Linked DNA regions of Homo sapiens: region 1 is linked to region 2. The links are chromatin loops, found by intact Hi-C in ENCODE. Cell type or tissue: endothelial cell of umbilical vein. All regions are shown on one strand. Each heading gives the region's core, and the rest is flanking DNA. Links, peaks and the distances in the headings are about the cores only.

Region 1 (10,902 bases), core at 1,691-9,690, 690 kb before region 2:
AACTACCAATGACATTGTTCACAGAACTAGAAAAAAGAAACTACTTTAAAATTAATATGGGGTCAGGCGCAGTGCCCAATGCCTGTAATCCCAGCACTTTAGGAGGCTGAGGTGGGTGGATCACCTGAGGTCAGGAGTTCGAGACCAGCCTGGACAATATGGTGAAACCCCGTCTCTACTAAAATTACAAAAATTAGCCAGGTATGGTGGCATGCACCTGTAATCCCAGCTACTTGAGAGGCTGAGGCAGGAGAATCGCTTGAAACCAGGAGGCAGAAGTTGCAGTGAGCCAAGATTGTGACACTGCATTCCAGCCTGGGCAACAGAGTGAGACTCCAAAACAATAATAATATGGAACCAAAAAAGAGCCTGAATAGCCAAGGCAATCCTAAGCAAAAAGAACAAAGCCAGAGAAATTATGGTTCCTGACTTTGAACTATACTACAGGGTTACAGTAACCAAAACAGCATGGTACTGGTACAAAAACAGGCACATAGATCAATAGAACAAAATAGAGAGCCCAGAAATAATGCTGCATGCCTACAACCACCTGATCTTCAACAAACTAGACAAAGACAAGCAATGGGGAAAAGACTTCCTATTCAATAAATGGTGCTGGGATAACTGGCTAGCCACATGTAGAAGATTGAAGCTGGACCCCTTCCTTACACCATATACAAAATCAATTCACAATGGATTAAAGACTTAAATGTAAAACCCAAAACTATAAAAATCCCACAAGACAACCTAGGCAATACCCTTCGGGACATAAGAATGGGCAGAGAGGCTGGGCACGATGGCTCACGCCTGTAATCCCAACACTGTGGGAAGCTGAGGCAGGTGGATTGCCTGAGCTCAGGAGTTTGAGACCAGCCTGGGCAACATGGTGAAACCCCGTCTCTACTAAAATACAAAAAATTAGCTGGGTGTGGCAGTGTGCGCCTGTAGTCTGAGCTTCTCTGGAGGCTGAGGCAGGAGAATTGCTTGAACCCAGGAGGCGGAGGTTGCAGTGAGCCAAGATTGTGCCACTGCACTCCAGCCTGGGCGATAGAGCGAGACTTTGTCTGAAAAAAAAAAAAAAAAAAAAAAAAAAAAAAGAATGAGCAAAGATTTCATGACAAAGACACCAAAAGCAATCGCAACAAAGGCAAAAATTGACAAGTGGTATCTAATTAAACTTAAGAGCTTCTGCACAGCAAGAGAATCTACCAACAGAGTAAACAGACAACATACACAATGGGAAAAAATACTGGCAAACTATGCATCTGACAACGGTCTAATATCCAGCATCTATAAGGAACTTAAATTTGCAAGAGAAAAACAAACAACCCCGTTAAAAAGTGGGCAAAGGACATGAACAGACACTTTTCAAAAGAAAACATACATGCGGCCAACAAGCATATGAAAGAAAGCTCAATACCACTAATCATTAGAGAAATGCAAATTCAAACCACAGTGAGATACCACCTCACACCAGTTAGAATGGTTATTATTAAAAAGTCAGAAAATAACAGATGCTGCTAGGCTGCAGAGAAAAGGGAACATTTATACACTGTTGGTGGGAGTGTCAATTAGTTCAACCATTATGGAAAGAAGTATGGCGATTCCTCAAAGAGCTAAAAGCAGAACTACCATTTGACCCAGCAATCCCATTACTGGGTGTATACCCAGAGGAATATAAATCATTCTACCATAAAGACACATGCACGCGAATGTTCACTGCAACACTATTCACAATAGCAAATACATGGAATCAACCTGAATGACCATCAATGACAGATTGAATAAAGCAAATGTGGTACATACACACCGTGGAATACTAAGCAGCCGTAAAAACGAACAAGATCATGTCTTTTGCAGGAACATGGATGGAGCTAGAGGTCATTGTCCTTAGTAAAGTCACACAGGAACAGAAAACCAAATACCACATGTTGTCACTTATAAGCAGGAGCTAAATGACAAGAACTTATGAACACAAAGAAGGAAACAACAGACACTGGTGTCTACTTGAGGGTGGAGGGTGGGTGGGGGGAGAGGAGCAGAAAAGATAACTATTGGGTACTGGGCTTAATACCTGGGTGATCAAATAATCTGTACAACAAAACCCTGTGACATGAGTTTACCTATGTAACGAACTTTTACATGTAACCCTGAACCTAAAATAAAAGTTTAAAAAAAATGGAAAAGAGGGTAGTCATTACCGGGGTAGGCAGAGGGAGGAAAAAGCCCTTAAGAGAAAGATCAGCAAGCTAAGGAAGAGGAGGAGGTGTGCAGGCTGGGAGTTGAGCCCCACTGCCCTCCTCCTTTATAGGGCAGCAGCAGGATGCAGGAGAGATATCAGCCTCCCAAGCATCACTTCTCAGGAATGCAGTGGAGCTAGCCCTGCTAACTGCAATACTATGACAGGGATTCTGAAAGGGCATTCCTCTTATAATTAAATACCTAGGTACTGGGAGGCAAATAAAAATCATAATAAAAGCCAACAGTAATGAGTTTACCGGCCAGACACGGTGGTTTATATTTTAATCCCCGCATTTCAGGAAACCAAGATGAGGCGGGAGGATCGCTTGAGCCCAGGAGTTTGAGACAAGCCTGGGCAACATAACGAGACTCTGCCAAAAAATTAAAATCAACGAAACTAGCCAGGTATGGTGCCAGCACCTGTAGTCCCAGCTACTCGGGAGGCTGAGATGGGAGGATCACTTGAGCCCAGGAGTTCGAGGCTGCAGTGAGCTGTGATAGCACCACTGCACTCCTGCCTAGGAGACAGAGTGAGACCCTGTCTCGAAAAAATTTTTAAACATTTTTTAAAATTAAGAGCTTATCTATTGTCTGTTACCATTATGCCAAGGGCTTTACTTTGACCATTTTTTTCAGTTCTCAAAAGAATGCTACAGATTTAGTAGTGATGCAATTACCCCCATTTCACAAATGGGGAAACTGAAGCTTTAAAGAGGTTAAATACCATGCCTATGTCTAGGATGTAAGCAATGGAGCTGGACATCTTGGGGACTCCAGGACCTATGGTCCTAACCATGGTTCTTGGGATGGCTTACTGCCTCCCAGGGTGAGCTGGAGTAACTGGAGTGAGTGGACCCAGACAGGACAATTAAGCATTCCTAAAAGTGGAGCATTTAGTACGTGCAGTGTCTTGGTGCAGCATGAAGGCCAGAGAAGATGCAATGAGATAGATTAGTGTCAGGTCCTAGTTGACTGAATGGCATTTTGATCCAATATTTTAAAAATCCCTGGATTCTGTTATAGGGGCTCCTCACTTTAAGGAAATCTGATATTCAAAATCCAAACTGAAGTAGGAATAACAGCTTGTTCATTGAGCAGCTACTGTGCACCTTGGCATCACACCAGGAGTTTTCTAAACATGACCTCACAACTGCACAATTCTGCCAGGCGAAATTATTAGCCATATTCCCAAGCCAGGCACTATGAGCTGAGTTGTGACTTCCAAAATTCAAGTGCTGAAGCCCTAAGCCCCAGTGCTTCTGAATGTGACCGTATTTAGAAATAGGATCTTTAAGGAGGCAATTGGGTTAAAATGAGGTCATTAAGGGTGGACCCTAATCTAATATGATTGATATTCGTATACGAAGAGGAGATGAGGCCACAGACACAGGACACAGACACACCCTGAGGGGTGACCACGTGAGGGCACATCAAGACAGCAGCTGCCTGCAAACCAAGAGAAGCAGTCTCATAGGAAACCAACCCAGCCAACACGTTGATCTCAGACTTCCAGCCTCCAGAACTGTGAGACAATACATTTCTGCTGTTTAAGCCACAGTCTGTGGTACTTTGCTATGGCAGTCCTAGCAAACTAATGCACCAAGGAATCGAGTCTGAAAGTCTAGTTTTTGTCCAAAATCACGAAGACTGTGTCAGAGCTAAAAATGCAGTCTGTGCTACTGCAAAACTTACACAACAGAAGGGCCCTCTCCTGTACCAGAAGGTTTGCTCCAGGCTTCTGAGTATCAGCTACACTGTTTCATCAAAACACAATTCATTTGACAAAAGCCACTTGCCCTTCTGGCAAAAGAGATCTCAAGCAAAGAAAATTCTACTGATTTCACTCATGCCCCCTTGTAGATGGTGATGTTTCTATAATGAAGCATTTAAAGATTCTGATCCCATGTCAGAAAATCTGGATGGACTGTTATATATGAGAGAAAAACTACGTTTGCATATCGATCAATGAATGAAAACAACCTGAGAAATGGAAACCATTTGATTTGGTGAAGTAGGAGCAAATGAAGTAAATTTTTAAGTAATGTTTATTTCCCATGTTATATAAGGTTATCTGAAAAACAAACATTTAAAATTTTTCCTTTTAAACTTTTTTCACATTCATATTTAATACACCTTTTGCACTAATTGCCAGAAATTAACACCCCTCAAAACGTGTGTGTGTGTGTGTGTGTGTGTGTGTGTATGTATATTTTAGATTGAGTCTCACTTTGTCGCCCAGGCTGGAGTGCAGTGGCGAGATCTCTGCTCACTGCAACCTCTGCCTCCCCAGTTCAAGCAATTCTCCTGCTTCAGCCCCCCGAATAGCTGGGATTACAGGCGTGCACCACCATCCCTGGCTAATTTTTTGTATTTTTAGTAGAGATGGGGTTTCACCATGTTGGCCAGGCTGGTCTCGAACTCCTGACCTCAGGTGATCTGCCAGCCTTGGCCTCCCAAAGTGCTAGGATTACAGGCATGAGCCACCTTGCCCGGCTCTATTTATATATTAAAAAGACCTTTATAAATTTAAAAACTTAAAATATATATTATAAAAGTATCATACACATGTGACAATAAAAATTCAAATAGAATTTTAAAAATTCAAATAGGACTGAAGGGAACAAACTAAAATATAAGTGGTTGCCCAAGAACCATCTTTAAGCATCTCTGGGTTTTAGTTCTTGCAATGATTACTTCTCTTTGTGACACTGTGTTATTTTGATCTTGACATTTTTAAAGAAAACATGGATTGACAGATACAAATGTCTTTGCATATGTCAAAATACTTTTAAAAATAAATAAAGGGGAAAAGAGCCTCTCAGAAATGGCCACTAGGTGGTAGAAGTTGACTAAAAACTGCTTTATTCGGTAGAGCCATCTCGATTGCTGCCCGCGACTTTTTTCCTCTAGGGAGAAGGGATTTCTTCAGGGTCTTCTCCTGAGATATCCAACATCTCCTCCTCGAGCCCCTTTGCTTAGAATGCCCTGTAGCCATTTTAGACTGCACACAAATGGAGATAACACAAGCAACTTCTCACCTTCCAGAGGGCAGGACAAGATGAAGAAGGAAGATCTTCAAAAGTGAAAGGTTAAGAAAGACAAGTACACACCCATACACACACCAGTCCTACCAAGGCAATGGTGACAGCAGGAAGAGATGGCTGCTCTTCCTCCAGAGCAGCTGTGATGCAGACCCACCTGTCACCCAAGAAGGAGAAAAGTGAACAACAGCTTCTGCCCTAGTGGAGCCTGAATTAACTCATAAGTCGAAATCCCCAGAATCTCTTTGCGCTTTGGTCTGTGCTATTGTACTTAACACACGCTCAATAAAGACTTATTGATTTGACTTAATCTCAAAACCACATTTCTAAAGCACCAAAGGACTATCTTTTGATTCATTAGATGTTTCTTGAGCTCACACAAGTGCCTAAACAACAGGGGAAAAGGTCGTAAAGATAAATAAAATAAAAGCCTTCTGTATTTTTTTTTTTTTTTTTTTTTTTTTTTGAGACGGAGTCTCACTCTGTCACCCAAGCTGGAGTGCGGTGGCGCAATCTCGGCTCGCTGCAAGCTCCGCCTCCCGGGTTCACGCCATTCTCCTGCTTCAGCCTCCCGAGTAGCTGGGACTACAGGAGCCCGCCACCACGCCCGGCTAATTTTTTGTATTTTTAATAGAGACAGGGTTTCACCGTGTTAGCCAGGATGGTCTCGATCTCCTGACCTCCTGATCCGCCCGCCTCGGCCTCCCAAAGTGCTGGGATTACAGGCGTGAGTCACCACGCCCGGCCAGGCTTCTGTATATTTTTCTATATGGCCAAAATGTTTAATGATTCTAAAAACTGAGAACAAACACAAGCAAACAAGTCAAAGGAAGAAAATGTTTAAATAAGAAAAATAAATGGGCCGGGCGTGGTGGCTCACGCCTTTATCCCAGCACTTTGAGAGGCCGAGATGGTCGGACTGCTTGAGGTCAGGAGTGCTTGAGGAGGTCAGCCTGGCCAACATGGTGGAACCCCTGTCTCTACTAAAAATACAAAAATTAGCTGGGCATGATTAGCACCTGTAATCCCAGTTACTCAGGAGGCTGAGGCAGGAGAATCGCTTGCACCCGGGAGGCGGAGCCTGGGTGACAGAGCTAGACTTCGTCTCAAAAAAAAAAAAAGAAAAGAAAAGAAAAGAAAAATAAATATCAATAACCCCTTCACACAAGAATTTTATTCCTACAAATTTATCCTTAGAAAATATGTCAATAGAGGCAAAAACTACAAAAGTGAAACTATAAATCTAAATAGCCAATGATTAATAGTTAATTGTAACATTAGTTTACTAGATCATTATCTATCCTTACAATCATTTTGAAGACTATGAAAAAATGAGTCATGCATAATAAGTTTACAGGTTTTTTTAGACATGAATATAACTAAGTTCACTAAAAGGCAAGCAGACTAAGCAGAATAATGTGTCTTCATAACAGTATGCCGATAGTAAGATCCAGAAATTGACTGAAGCACTGTGTTTTCATAAGAAGTACTAAGGATTCAATCTCCCAGCCCATGGCCCACAAATGTGATATGGTTTCACGCCATGGTTATCTTTTGTTTATTATCTTTGTTCTACAGTTGCCATAGCAGTAAAATTTATTTTCAATAGAATTATTAAAGTTTTCTTTGCTAACTAAAGCTTATTTTTGTTTTGCAACCATTAGCAATGTAAATTTACTCCCAACTATGCCAAACACAATGTTTACATTTTGTATCAAATTTTAAGCCTGTAATAAAATGTAGGTATTTATAACCATATAAATGTCCTTCTTCTTGGGCAAGATGAGGGGTTTATTTACCATGGCAGGGTCCAGGTTCTTTTGGCAGTCGTGGGATAGACTATGCCATCCCAAGGATAAAATCAGCTATTTATGCCAATGTTTACATGGGAGAATGAGTGACACTTAAATTCATGCTCTTAAAAAAAAGAAAAAGTGATCCACTTCTGGATGTTATTTGCGTAGATTTTGGCAAGGAAAAACTGAGCTTCCTTGGGCTAGGTCCAGAACCTGCAATCCCAGGACCTCTGCGAAGACCTAAGGGCAGCAGAGGTTGATTAAGCCCAGCAGAGAGATCTATTTCCTGGCTGATTCACAGACATAGCCTTCTAAGTCCTACAAAGTCTCACAGTGTGCAGAGGAGGAAAAGGAGACAAGTTCTGTTGAGAAGAAAGCTAAGGGGTTCTCCATACCTTTCCCATTAGGCTGGAGGACTGACATTGACATCATTAGACCAGCAACTTTATGACCACTGAGTTCCCAAATCTTTAACTTCAGCCTATACATTTCCCCCTAAACGCTTTTTGCTCTAAAATCAAGAGAAATGTATATAATGTGTCTGATTCAGTGGTGCTTTCATATATATGCCATATGTATTATATATATTTCTCAAATATGTATGGGTACATACATTTGTGTACATATTATATATTCATATTTATATAAAAGCTATTTAACTGCTTTAAAAGGATGAGATAGCCCACCAGAAGTTTTGTGATTATGATAAGTGGAATTAAGTCAAACTTTGGTCTTTCAAAATAATAGACAATCAATAACCTGAAATTAATAACTTTTCATTTACACCTATACCAAAATAACATATTCATAAATATAATGAAAAAGACAAGAATGTATAAACTGTGTGTGTATATGTGTACATACGTGTGTGTTTGCATGCACACCCACTAAGAATATGTAAACTGGGTGGGAAATTAGTCTTATAAGAAAAAAATTTTTTAATTTGAAGGAAAATGTAAACTCAAAAAACAATACATATTATTATTATACATTCCCTCTGATAAAGCCTAGAAATCAGTTTAATAAAGGAATATATTGAAAGAGATGTTTAGTACAGTATTTTAAAGCTTGTTTAAGACAGCAAATTCTTTGCAAATGGGAATTAGAAGCTAGGTGCCTATTTCCAGGAAAGAGAGTTCTGTATTGAAAAAAACAAAGGACGTATGTGCAAATAAATAATCACTTCCATTAAATTGAGGGGTCAGAGACCAGCTTGGCAGCTGCAACAAAGAAAAATTTGTCATCAAAACTCTTTGGCCCTTCATTCCTAAAATAAATTTGGAGCTAATTAGCTTTCAAGACTTTTCCGGGTTTTTTTCCACAGTGACAAGACAAAGAAACAGACTTAAGATAAAAACCAGATGTCAAAGTTTACTGGTCATTTGTTCATGTACATTATATATTTATATGTCTATGTCACTGTTAAAGTTGCGGTTTGGCAAAGTTGCAAACACAGTAGGTGAAATAAACTTCGTGGGCCTTATTCTGATTGTGATTTGCCTTTCAGCGTGGAAGGTGCCATGTGCTAGCATGGCTGAATTCCTCCTGGTCTGAAATGCATTTTACTACTCTGTTAAATGTTGCTTAGTACAGCTGCCTTTGGCGGCTCTTACAATACAAAACAATTCTGTAAAGACTTCCAGAAATCACAGAGAGCATTTAAATTACATCAGCTCTTTTCCATCGGTATTAGATCTGCCTACGGTGATGACACTGTTTCCTGTCAAATGGTGAATCTGGGCTACTCAGTACTTGCTTGGAGAATACAAGAGGAAAATATAGCTATATTTTTCCCATACGGATATCAGTGAAAACCCAGGAAAAGGAGAAATGAAAAGATAAGCAGGACACATTCAAGTTTTTCAAGGACCTCTGTTTAATTTCTGCAGGATCCTGAACCCATGTCTATCTTTGCTTACTAAATAATAAATGTTAAGCTCCACGACAAGCAAATGCGTTTACAACAAGAGGTCTCTATGCAACTAAGAGCCATGGTCAGCAGCTGATTCAAGATCCCAAAATACTATACTAGAGAGGTCCTTGAGAAGGTGCCGGATGGAAGGAAAGGGTAGATAAAATGCATTTGAATAAATGAATTTACATTTGAATAAATATTTTTACTACAGGCTCTAGAACTTTCTTTACTTACGATTTTAAATGAGATGTGGCTGAAGGCACAATAGGACAATTCTCCTACTAAATGGTTTGTACCTCCAGGTTTCTATACAAATAGTTCTTCCCTCAAAAAACCGGCTAGGTTTCTGAGTGTTTCTCTGTTAGGGTAAATATGGTATACCATAGTGCTTGACTTACATTTCATGGAGTCATCTAGGACACAGAGTTTTTTTTACTTTTTGGTTGTTGTTGTTCAATTATCTGTCTCCTCATAGGATCTACTTTAGAGTTCCAAATCTACCAAGTATACAAATACGAAATTTGATCCTGTCAACTGGCATCCATTTTCCTTTTTTTTTTTTTTTTTTTTTTGAGACGGAGTCTCGCTCTGTCGCCCAGGCTGGAGTGCAGTGGCGCGATCTCGGCTCACTACAAGCACCCGCTGCTGGGTTCACACCATTCTCCTGTCTCAGCCTCCCGAGTAGCTGGGACTACAGGCGCCCGCCACCACGCCCGGCTAATTTTTTGTATTTTTAGTAGAGACGGGGTTTCACCGTGTTAGCCAGGATGGTCTCCATCTCCTGACCTCGTGATCTGCCCGCCTCGGCCTCCCGAAGTGCTGGGATTACAGGCATGAGCCACTGCTCCTGGCCCCATTTTCCTAACAGTTTTCATGGGAAAAGGCGTTATAATTTCCTTCTGTAGTTTCTCGAAATGTTATAGAGCACACTCACAGACAAGGCATTCTTGAGCATATACAAGACTTTAGACGAACTTTCCCACACACCAAATTTCTAGCTCATTTTTCTAAACTCAGAAGAAATAGAAAAATTGTTATATCTTTCATTGGACTGCTTTTTCTGTTACTGGGGTTTATTTGCAGTGATCACAGTTAGGGGTTGGTTGGTGAGATAGTTTGGATATTTGTCCCCACCCAAATCTCAGGTTGAAACAGTAATCCCCAATGTTGGAGGTGGGGCCTGCTAGGGGTATTTGGATCACGGGGGCAGATCCCTCATGAATGGCTTGGGCCATCACCTTGGTGATAAGTGAGCTCTCACTCAGTTCACACGTGATCTGGTTGCTTAAAATTGTGTGGCACCTCCCTACCCCAACTTGCTCCTGCTTTCACCGTGTGATGTACCTGCTCCCCTTCGCCTTCTGCCATGATTGAAAGCTTCCTGAGGACTCCCTAGACGCCAAGCAGGTGCTGGTGCCATGCTTCCTGTGCAGCCTGTAGAGCCGCAAGCCAATTAAACCTCTTTTCTTCATAAATTACCCAGTCTCAGGTATTTCTTTATTGCAATGCAAGAATGGCCTAATACAGTGGGTTTTTGGTGGGCAGGAAGGAAATGAATGACAGCTTCATTTCCAAATACAACAGTCCCCGCTTATCTGCAGTTTCACTGTCCATGGTTTTTAGTTTACCCTTGGTACAGTGCAACAAAGCATTCTGAGAGAGAAGGAGGCCGCATTCACATAACTTTTATTAAAGTATACTGCTATAATTCTATTTCATTATTAGCTATTGTTGTTCATTTCTTACTGTGCCTGACTTATAAATTAAACTTTATCATAGGTATGTAGAGGGAAAAACAGTATGTCTAGTGTTCAGTAGTATTTAAGGTTTCAGCCATCCATTGGGGTCTTGAAACATATCAATACCCCATGGATAAGGGAGGCTGCTATAGCTTCAGAGCAGACACTTC
Region 2 (10,902 bases), core at 1,005-9,004:
AAAAATATTCTTAATTTTATTATTTTTGCCTTATAGGGGTCAGGTGATCAACATGAGATACCTAGAATATTTTGAGAAAATACTTCATTTTATTAAAGACAGAATTCTTGTTTATCATGGGTAAGCCTTTAATTTTCTCCTTCTTAGTAATGAGTTGATTTCATGTGTTTTATATTTGTTATATTTTTGAAACTTGAGAACTAAGCCTGTTGACGGGCTAAACAAGGTCTATCAAATTTTTACACAGTGTTTAGAATCGTAAAGGCTTTCATAATCACTTTCTTTTTAATACAAAATCCACAGACCTCAACTGAAGTGTTTTTAACTTTATGTGCACTATTGTGACTTTTCTAGTCTCTTTCTTCTATAAAGCAGGATGTTTCTTTGGATTTATCTTTTAGGGATTTCAGCTTTAATACTTACTCTCCTTCACTTGAAAGGCAGGATGGGATAGACAAAACAATGAGCAGAACACTAGGAGAAAAAAAATCTGAATGCTTAAATATCACCAAGTAAATATAAAATCGGTGGAAAAACCTAGCAGAATACTTTCATTTGAGCAGCTTTAGAAAGGAAAAAAACAACACAAAACATCCACATATAATTTTAGAGCTGGAATAGGAAAATCAGAGTTTAAGAACCAAACTCATAACCATACATGTTCACACAAACACTGGCTTTTGATCCATTCTGCTTTTTCCTGTTTTGCCTTCTAGATGTTTCCTTAATTCTCATCTGCTGCTGTTTCCTTAATTTTCATCTGCAGTCCAAAACTCATTAGAATTGAACTATCCCGTTATTTGGAAGGTTTATTTGTGGCCTACCATTTTGAATGTTTAGCTACTCAAAATTGAGGTCAATTTATTTAAATTAAAGATAATTGCATGATTAATTATTACAATTCTGCATTAATCTCAGTTGCCATCTCTCTCTGTCTCTCTTTAAGAGCTAATAATCCTAAAGGATTGCTGGAAGTTCGGGAAGCCCTGGAAAAGGTACACAAAGTAGAAGACCTTCTTCCGATTATGAAGGTAACTTTAGCATCAGAATGGCAGTCCATGTTTTTAGAGGAAAAGAAAACCAACAGCACTTTTTTAAAAAGAACTCAGAATTATTAAATGCTATTTGAAATCACTCGTATGAACACATTCTGAATAATAACCAAAATAAAAGAACCTACAGGCATCAGACTCAAACAGAAAAAACAACTTGTGAGGAAGCAGTTAATATAGAAAAAAGAAAACTTAAAAATACATATAATTGAATTCTGCTTCTGGCCACAGCTGAGTAACTGGTACTCAGCTGCCCTTCTACATGATTGCAGTTATAAAACTGGACAAAAGTTAGTTATTTTCAGGCACTGGCTAATTACAATAATGTGAATCCCACTGTCACCCCAGCTTTCTACTGTGGTATTTATTAGACCACTGCACGGTAATGTGGAGCCCAAGCAGAGTACAGTGGTCTTGCTAAGCTAAGGAGGTAGAGAGTGGAGTTTGGTTCTGCCAAAGTGGCTGGAATTTGCAGAGCAGAGTATAGGAGAGAAGGAGGCCATGTAGGCTGGGGAGTGCTCAGGGGTTAATGTGAGCACTCCTTTTCATCCTTGACTAAGACCTTGGTCATGAACATGCAATAAAAGACCATGAGAGGCTCAGCAGAGAGTGGCTACTGTGGGAACGAAAGCTGAGCAGAGGTATCAGAGGTGTATGTGCTGAGAGACATTGGAGTTTCGGCCTTGCCAATGTGGATGGATCCTGTGAACACCTTGGGCGTTTAGTTAAGACCCCAGAAAGGACACAGTTTAAAAGTAAGACCATACTTTACAGTAAGGCCCACAACCTAGGACTAAGAACAATTTCTAAATAGACTGCCCTAACAAAGAATAAAACTAAGTCTAAAGGATTAAGTGGATCTGCTAGTGATTTGACTACCTGTCAAAACTCATTACCCTTTAAAGAAAGGCAAAATAACCTATACTCTTTAATTACTAGAGAAGTAAATGCCATCGTTTGAATGTGTTCCCCTCAAAATGAATGTGTTGGAAATGGAATCCTCAGTGCACATATGTTGGGAGGTGGAGCCTAACAGGAAGTGTTTAATGGCAGAGCCCTCATGAATGGATTCATGCCGTTATAAAAAGGGCTTTGGGGAGTGGCCTCTCTTGCCCTTCCAGCTTCCGTCATGTGAGGCAGCAGTCAGAAGGCTCACATCAGACGCTGGCACCTTGATCTCAGACTTCCCAGCCTCCAAAATAAATTTCTGTTCTTTTTTTTTTTTTGAGACAGGGTCTTGCTCTCTTGCCTACACTGGGTGATGAGTGAGACCCCATCTCCTAAAAACAAACAAACAAACAAACAAAAAGCTAGATACAAAAGTATGATAGTATGATCCAGGTATACCAGGCAAATGCTAATGAGAAGAAAAGTATGTGTGGCAATATCAATAATGGAAACATTTGAATTCAATGGGAAGGACACTAAAAGGGACAGAAATTATTTGATTAAAGTATAATCCATTAAGAATTATAACTGTGTGAACCTTTCCTCCATCTAGGAGTAAAACTGCCCCAAAACATGCCAACAGCAGTTAGAATTGCTTTTCCAATTAGTGGTTTAAACACTAATGTGCAACTTCAGTAAATGTTTTCCTTGCAGCTATAGTAGATGAGATTGATTCATGTAAAATTTAGGAAATTTGTATGAATAAGCAAAGTGTATCTATTTCTAAGGAATAGCAAGGAAGTAGCATGTCATGAACAGAGCTGAGCATCTGACCCAGGCCCCACATCTGCCTGGGTGGGTGTGGATGAGCCTATTTTACAGTTATTCCAGGTTTTTGGTCTGCTGAAGACCAAATATTGTGGCCAGACCTACCTCGTGGAGTTTATTGTGAGGGTCTGATGCACTAACACAGTGCCCCTCAACCTTCTCAAACCCACTGCGTTGACTCAGTAAACATGTTCAGATGCCCCCTTTACTGACTCCTTTATTGCACTAAGATGAACTTCACAGAGAATATGTCTCACCTCCTAAAAAATGTCCACGCAAAGTCATCTCAGTATCTCAGTCCACACAGTGTCCACACAGTGTATCTCAGTATGCAGAAATTGGGGCAGGCCTTCTCTAGAAGCCGGAAAGCAGTAGCCAGTGCTTCACACCTGCATGTAAAATCATGGTGAATGTGACAGTTATAAGTGTAGCCCCATATCTGTGTGTTATTTGGTGAGCTACATTGTCATTGGCGATGTGGTTTTCTGAAATGGTAAACCAAGCTTAGTAAAGCTCCAAGCTATATATAGTAGACTCCTTACTCAATGTGTATGCTATTTGCATTCCTGGCAAATTCAGTATGTATGAAAACTATATAATAAATAGTTAGCGTTTAAGTGCAAAACAGAGTCTGGTTCCAGGCCCACATATTGATTAAATGATAAACATGTTCTTCATCTACATGAAAATCCAGTGGGACATTAGAAAATCATACATTATGTGTGACAATCCCCTGTACTGTGGGACATATAGTAATCTTGGCTCCCAACTGTCCAATCCCTGTAATAATCAGTCTCCCATAAATTTCCCCAGCGCCCCCCAGGGGGCAGAATGGCTTCACCACAGGCCCTGAGATGTACCATATAGAAAGGAAACTGGTGTGTGAGGGCTCTTCAGCTGCCTTCCTGTGGGTATTCTAGTTAGGCATTTAGATGTCCTGTGGTATTAGGCAGAATACAACGTCAGTTTAGGGAGATTTTAATATTTTATATGTCTTTGTCTAAGAAGAAAAACAGAGTGGGCTACAAGACTGTAGTCACTTAGCATGCAGCCTGAGACGCGGCATCGCCAGCCTCAGTGTGCCTCTCGGTGTGAAATCACCAACTGTTGTCTGAAAGATGTAAGATGTTTGTTCTCTGCGGTGGGATGACATTCCATTTCAGCATTATACATCTAGCCTTTACCCAGGATTACGGATATATTGGTACTTTGCAAGGCACACACAGCAGAATATACAACAAGATATTTGAGTGTTTAAAGTGCTTAGTGGAATGTACCAGGTCAACTTCCACTGAAAGGCACAATGGTACTGTTGATGAAAAACCAAGTTAACGTGTATGTCAGCGCCCCCTAGAGGCGGTTTATTAGCAAGTAACGCGGACTGGAATTCACCAAGACCTTGGGCCCACATTCCCACTCTGCGGCTTCCCTGCTGGCTGGGACTCAGCCAGACTTTGCCTCACCTAGTTCGTTTCTCATCTGTAAGATTGAGACCATACCTAGTGCTATCAGTATGTTGTGAGGATTAGATGAGAATTGGCACATAGTGTGTTAACGCATTTCTTCTCCTGAAAGTCGTTTTTTTTGGCGTGAAAGATGCTTGCCTGCTCAGTGCCTGCTGTGGGCCTTATGACCTGTGCCACTCATCCTCTGGCTTCTGGGCTGCTGGTGACACCTGGTGCATCTTTCTGTTTCTAGACAAGCTCTCCCCTCATGAAGCAGCAGCCTCTTGTACTTTACTGTTGCTTCTCTTAACTTCCAGTCCATCAATTAAAAAAAAAAATTGGCAATATTAAGTTAACTAAATTTGGGGGTCATTTTCTGAAACCTATTTATTGCCATTGCAGGTTTGTCCCAAATGTTTTAAACAGAAAGCTAACGTCTGAAACTGTGTTCATACATTTATCACTCCGAAAGCCATTCTTAACTCCGAGTAATTCTTTTAACTTAACCGACTTATCTGTGGCTCACAGAGTTGGGTGGGTGTGGGTGTGGGTGTGAATGAAGTTCTCCAGTTAGTGGATATAATCCTGGGTACTCTTCAGAAAAATCAGTCTCTGCTTTGAGCACTAGTATGAGCATAAGTTGCATTTTTGAGTTACGGGATGTTAGGTACAACTATTCTGCCATGATTCAAGGTTGCTGCCTACTAAGATGGACATGAGAAAACATTCAAAGGGAGCTCTTAGAAGTGAGCAGTGCCCCTTGTTGACGAAGAGAACCTGTGAGCTTTTGGTGCTGAGGTTCTCTGCTGGCCTCTGGTAGGAGCTGTGGGGAGCGTAACCTGGGCTCTGTTGGGGCCTGAAGACAGGCAGAGATGTCCTTGGCCACCAGGCCACCATCTCTTGTATCAGATGACCTCCTTGGCCCTTTTTAAAAACATGTAAGGTAGAGCCAGCACTACAGAGTTGCAGTTGGGGTTTACAGTGAATGAAACACTAGTAACGTGAATTTTCTTTTTCCCTGAAAGCAGTTTAATACTAAAACGAAGGATGGGTTCACCGTGAACACAAAAGTTCCCAGCCTTAAAGACCAAGGGAAGGAATATGATGGATTCACAATCACGATTACAGGAGACAAGTATGTGCGCTTCTTAATGTGGGTGTAAACTAGAGACGAGGCAGGAAGGGTGCCTGTGCTTATTGTCACTATAGAGTTTTGTGGTGTTGAACTTTTGCTCCATCCTGAAATGAAAAGTATCAAGGTCCAGTGAGCAGTTATAACCAGTTATTTAAAAAAATGTGACATCTAAAGTATTACACCAGCAGATACATTTTCTGACTGTCTAAATCTAAGGACTTTCTAGATACTATGTATGATGTAGTTTGTGGGAGACATTCTTCTGGGTTCTTGAAGTTCCTTGGGGGGGCGAGGGAGGCTTTTACTAATAAAATGAAAAAAGATGAGCAGTTGGCGGATTGAAGTCCATTGTAGATTTAAATATATATGTATAAAAGCCAATCTATATATATATAGAGAGAGAGAGAGAGAGAGAAAACAGCTTTAATAATTAATGAGTAGTATAATCTTATTGTAGAAAATTTAGAATATACAGATAAGCAAAATTAACAAAATAAAAATCAAGTTATTTTCTTTAAAAACTGAGGTTAGACTGTTCTACTATTTACCCTTACCATTACATTATCACAATCATTTCCCCAGTCATATTCTTAAAAGTATTTTTAGTAACTGCATAATATTCCATTGTATAGATGTAGAATTTCTCTGACTGATCTTTTTGTTATTGACCACTTAGGGTATTTCTCATTGTTTTGCTTTATAAATAGCACTGCAGTAAACATTTTTATTAACTCTAGTTTTATTTACATCTGAAATCCAAGCTTTGTCTGTCAGCCTCCATATTCCTTGAATTGTGGGTGGAATTGCCTTGAGCTGTGCACACACACACACACACATACACACACACCCCATATTCAGGTGCATAGCCTTGGGAAGTGCCATGCCCTCCCCCTGGTTTCCACCTGCTCAGCAGTGAGACTATGACTCACATTCTCCAGCCCCTCTGCCTCTTGGGCTCTGGCTTTCTCACATACTTTTCCTCTAAACTACAAGGAGCCACCTCTTCAAGTTCCATGTCAAAACTTAAACAGGCCTTCATGAGTAAACACCAGTTCAGCAACTTCCAGATTTCAGGGCTTTTCTATATCTTTGAAGTCTTGATCTCTACCTCAAGCTTCTTATCAAAGTACGTTCCCAATAAAGATCATTCTCCCCTGATTGCAGGTTGTGCTATTTAACATAAAAAGTGTTCTCCTACCTTTTCACACATCCACGATGTGTATCCTCAGATCAGATTCCTAAGCAGAAATGAAATTACTATATAAGTACAGTTGATCTTTGAATAACTCAGGGGTTAGGTGGATTGACCTTCCCACCCCAGCAGGCAAAAATTTGCATATAACCTTTGACTACCCCAAAACTTAATAGCCTACTGTTGACCAGAAGCCTTACCAAAAACATAAACAGCTGATTAACATATATTTTATATGTTATATATATTATATTTTGTATTCTTACAGTAAAGTAGGCTAGGGAAAAGAAAATGTTATTAAGAAAGTCGGCCGGGCGCAGTGGCTCACGCCTGTAATCCTAGCACTTTGGGAGCCCAAGGCGGGCGGATCACTAGGTCAGGAGTTCGAGACCAGCCTGACCAATATGGTGAAATCCCATCTCTACTAAAAATACAAAAATTAGCCAGGCCTGGTGGCGCGCACCTGTAATTCCAGCTACTCTGGAGGCTGAGGCAGGAGAATCGCTTGAACCCATGACGGGGAGGTTGCAGTGAGCCGAGATCATGCCACTGCACTCCAGCCTGGTGACAGAGTGAACTCCATCTCAAAAAGAGAAAAAAAAAGAAAATAATAAGGAAAATATACTTAACTATGTATTAAGTGGAAGTGGATCCTCATAAAGGTCTTTATCCTTACTATCTTCACGTTGAGTAGGCTGAGGAGGAGGATACGGAGGGGTTGGTCTTGCTGTCTCAGGGGTGGCAGAGGTGGAAGAAAATCCTCGTATAAGTGGATCCATGCAGTTCGAACCCATGTTGTTCAAGGGTCAACTGTACATGAAATTTCTCCCCTTGAAACGTGACATCTTTCCTCAATTTCCTGCTTCACCTCACTTGTTGCCTCCCTTGCTCTGGGCCTCCTGACCCCTCGAGTCGACTCTGCCTGGCATCCCATCTTCTGTCTCCTGCTTCACCAGCACTTCACCAATGTTGCTAGAGCTCCACCTCACTGGACGTTCCCCTAGCTCCACAAATCTCTCCCCTCTCCATACCCAGCCATTGCCTGTGGCTACCCAAACCAGCTTCCCTGCCAGGCATTCACAGCCTCTCACAAAGTGGCCTCAGACATTTCCTGCTTGACCTGGACCATCTCCCTGTTGGAACCTGGCCTGCTAGTCCGACTGGAATGCTTGTTCCCCAGTTCACCCCTGCTTTCCAATGTCTGGGTCTCTCACTCCCATCCCGACCCATGTTCAGGCCACTTCTCCCATGAGACCTTTCCTGCTTTTCTCTATGTTGTCCAAATTAGATTCCTTTTTTGAACCTCTGATGAGCTACATTATGACCTGAGTCATGGTTTCATAATAATTTGTGGCCCTTGGCCAGAAGTGGTGGCTCATACCAGCATATTGGGAGGCCAAGATGGGAAGATTGAGGCCAGGAGTTTGAGACCAGGCTGGGCAACATGGTGAGACCCTGCCTCTGCAACAGATTTTTAAAAATAACTACAGGTGCATACCAGTAGTCCCAGCTACTCAAGAGGCTGAGGCGGGAAGATCACTTGAGCCCAAAAGTTTGAGGCTGCAGTGAGCTATGATCATGCCAATGCTCTCCAGCCTGGGTGGTAGAGCAAGATCCCATTTCTTATAATAATAATTTGTGGCCCCGTTTCTTCCTTCCTTCCTCAATCAAGGCAGCAGCTGAGCTTTTCTTTGTAGGCTCCGAGGACTAAATGCAACACTTTGCTAGTGGCGTTATACAAAAAATGCCTGTTGTATCAAACTTATATCCTCCACAGAACCTCAGTGGAGCTTCAGCTCCACTTTTTTTTTGTTTTGATAAAAAACAGAACCATGGTGTAGTCCCTGAACTTTCTTCCTACACACAGTTCTTGCTTCTGACCTTTAATCCTAATGGGGTGGCTTAGAAAATATTTACTGGTTATTTAAATGCATTCTTTACTATGTGTCATTGTTTTCCCATATATTAGCTTAAGTTTGTGTAATAAGTACATGTAGTTAGACTTAACTGTGAGCAAATGAGTTACTGGTCACTTAAAGGTGAGGCAACTATCACATTTTATGAAGAAAGAATGCATTCTCATGAAACCTACCTTGCTTGTCTATAGTTAGAAAGGTAAGGTACATTCTTGTATATGTTTAGTGCTACGTCAGTATGCTATTTGCTTTTTAAAAAAAACTTTCTGTGTTTGGCTGTTTGAACTTATAATACATGCCTTTCACACTTATTTTTGTATTTTCAGAGTTGGCAATATATTATTTTCTGTGGAAACTCAAACCACGGAAGAAAGGACACAATTATATCATGCTGAAATAGATGCACTTTATAAAGATTTGACAGCAAAAGGAAAAGTATTGATTCTTTCATCAGAATTTGGGGTAGGTTTCTCTTTGTTTCCATTTTTCTGCTCTTCCTATGATTCTTTTGTAAATTTTTTGAACCTCTGCCCTTTCACTGAGATTGTACATCTTATGCTTGAAATTGGGTTGAATTGACCTAAAAATATTTCTTATTTCTTATAGGCAAAAATTCTTGTATTTAGTAACTACAGTAATGGGGAGGATAATAAATTAATAATTTAGTACTGCACTATGACATTATCATAAGTTTGGGCTTTGACAAGATATAAAAAAGCTGGTCCATAATGAAAATGACCTGGGCTTCACCTTTTTCTTCCATTTTCTTCCCTTCGTTGCGGTTGTTGCTTATAACCGTATATTTACAAGGAGCTTTTGAATGTAAACTGGATGATGCATTCTGATGAGTTAATGGCAAGGAAAGTATAATGAAGTTGTGTATACTTTGCACTTGGCGGCCCTTTCCTGGTCTGTGGCCTTCTTCTTTGGTTGTCTGCTTGGACTCGAGGTGGAGTCGTTACAGGCAGCAGGGTATGGTGGACATTCTCTCCCCACCACGCCCCTTCTCTGTGTTCTGCAGTGGACGGGTGCCCCTTACCCTTGAAAAGTCACCTTATTTCTCCAACATTTAATCACTGCATCCATATAATTAAACATCTAAGTTTATACACATAATTGAGCATCATCCAAATCTCAATGCGGAGTAGGGGAAGGGGCTTACCCAGATCTTTTGGGGTAAGGTACATGTTGTTTGAGAGAACATATTTGGTGTTAATAAATGCCTTTTAAAATTTTAGTCACAATATATATTTTGACATTTCAAATAACGTTAAAGGAGACTGAGATTTTTATGTTTATCCAAGAGTTGCAGTTTAAGAAACAGCTGGGAAAACATTGCTCTAAATTGAACTAAATTGGAAAAAAATGATACAAAAGGGTATAGAATATTCAAGAATTTGAAAAGTAGATTCTTATGGGGGAGGAAGAAAACAATCCTCTTCTTGATGTAGATTATTCTTGTGTGTTCTGTCACCTAATGAAAAATTAGTTTGTAATCTTTATAGTATTTATGAGTCTGTATCTTTTTTTTCTAGGAGGCTGATGCTGTCTGCAACTTAATCTTATCCTTAGTTTATTACTTTTATAATTTAATGCCACTCTCTCGAGGATCCAGGTAAGTAATATCCTGTCATTAAAATTATTTTAAATTGAGAAATGTGTTCTTTTTTGCTTATCCTTCCTGTTATGGATATAGGTACAGAGTACACAAAGAAATGGTAAGGAGCTCCCTATTTTTTTCCAAAATCTGCACAAAAAAATATTTCCTTAGTCTATCACATCAGCAAAAGAATTATAGAAGACAGTTCTAATATAGTGTGCTTACGTTTAATAGGATAGGGATTCATCCATTCAACACAAGTTCATGGAAAGTTTACTGTGTATCATGTGCCGTGCTCAGTGTGTTTTAATTTTTTGTATCTGCCAGCCTCTTACTGAACCTCTTCCTCCTCCTCTTCCTTTTCCATTTTGGGCTGTCAGGTGACCCATAATCCTCATGTTTTATACTTTTGGGCCAACAGTCACTCTGTACTATTTTTATTATTTTGGATAAATTCTTGCTACTTGTATATCAGGAGTTTTTTAGGTATCATTAAAACAAGAGCTATGACTGTAGAGTTTTCATTTCATTCTCCTTTTCCCAGCACTGTGTGCAGTAAATTATGTAAATGGCCTTTTGCCATTACTGGCACATAGTTGAACTTAAGATGTTTTGGCTAAAAATAATACACTTGAATGTCTTTATCTTTGATTAATGGCTTAGAAAGTAAAACTCCCCTAAGTGTGGTAGTAAATTTGGTTATAGAATTTAAGACTCATTGAAACAAAATAGAAACATAAATGTTGTCTTATCAGCATAATATTGCTAGTTGTGTCCACTGAATAAGGGATGTGAGGCCTGTGCACATCACCGCTTGTGGGCCCCACTGTACTCAACAGCCAGCAT

Evidence for each region. Peaks named below come from ENCODE experiments on the same cell type or tissue, not always from the same donor. Only the 100,000 strongest peaks of a DNase experiment are listed, where the experiment ranks them.
Region 1: it touches region 2 in a loop (16-fold over the local background); 11 of 110 quality-filtered maps call a loop at or near these places.

Annotation. Positions count from the first base shown.
Region 1 is chr1:231,598,365-231,609,266 of GRCh38, reverse strand. The region is part of intron 4 of TSNAX-DISC1 (TSNAX-DISC1 readthrough (NMD candidate)); the gene reads right to left. The region is part of intron 1 of LINC00582 (long intergenic non-protein coding RNA 582); the gene reads left to right. Among named protein-coding and RNA genes, the nearest start is that of LINC00582, 8.3 kb to the left of the region's middle. In endothelial cell of umbilical vein, for the core only: a CTCF peak has its summit at 5,082 (motif pointing right); DNase peaks (open chromatin) are centred at 5,166 and 7,316; H3K4me3 peaks cover 237 bases; H3K27me3 peaks cover 359 bases.
Region 2 is chr1:230,910,639-230,921,540 of GRCh38, reverse strand. TTC13 (tetratricopeptide repeat domain 13) reads left to right here. Exons shown (of 23, transcript NM_024525.5): 16 at 37-120; 17 at 947-1,031; 18 at 5,239-5,348; 19 at 8,783-8,918; 20 at 9,992-10,071. Among named protein-coding and RNA genes, the nearest start is that of C1orf198, 48 kb to the right of the region's middle. In endothelial cell of umbilical vein, for the core only: CTCF peaks have their summits at 3,574 and 4,140 (motif pointing left); a DNase peak (open chromatin) is centred at 4,090.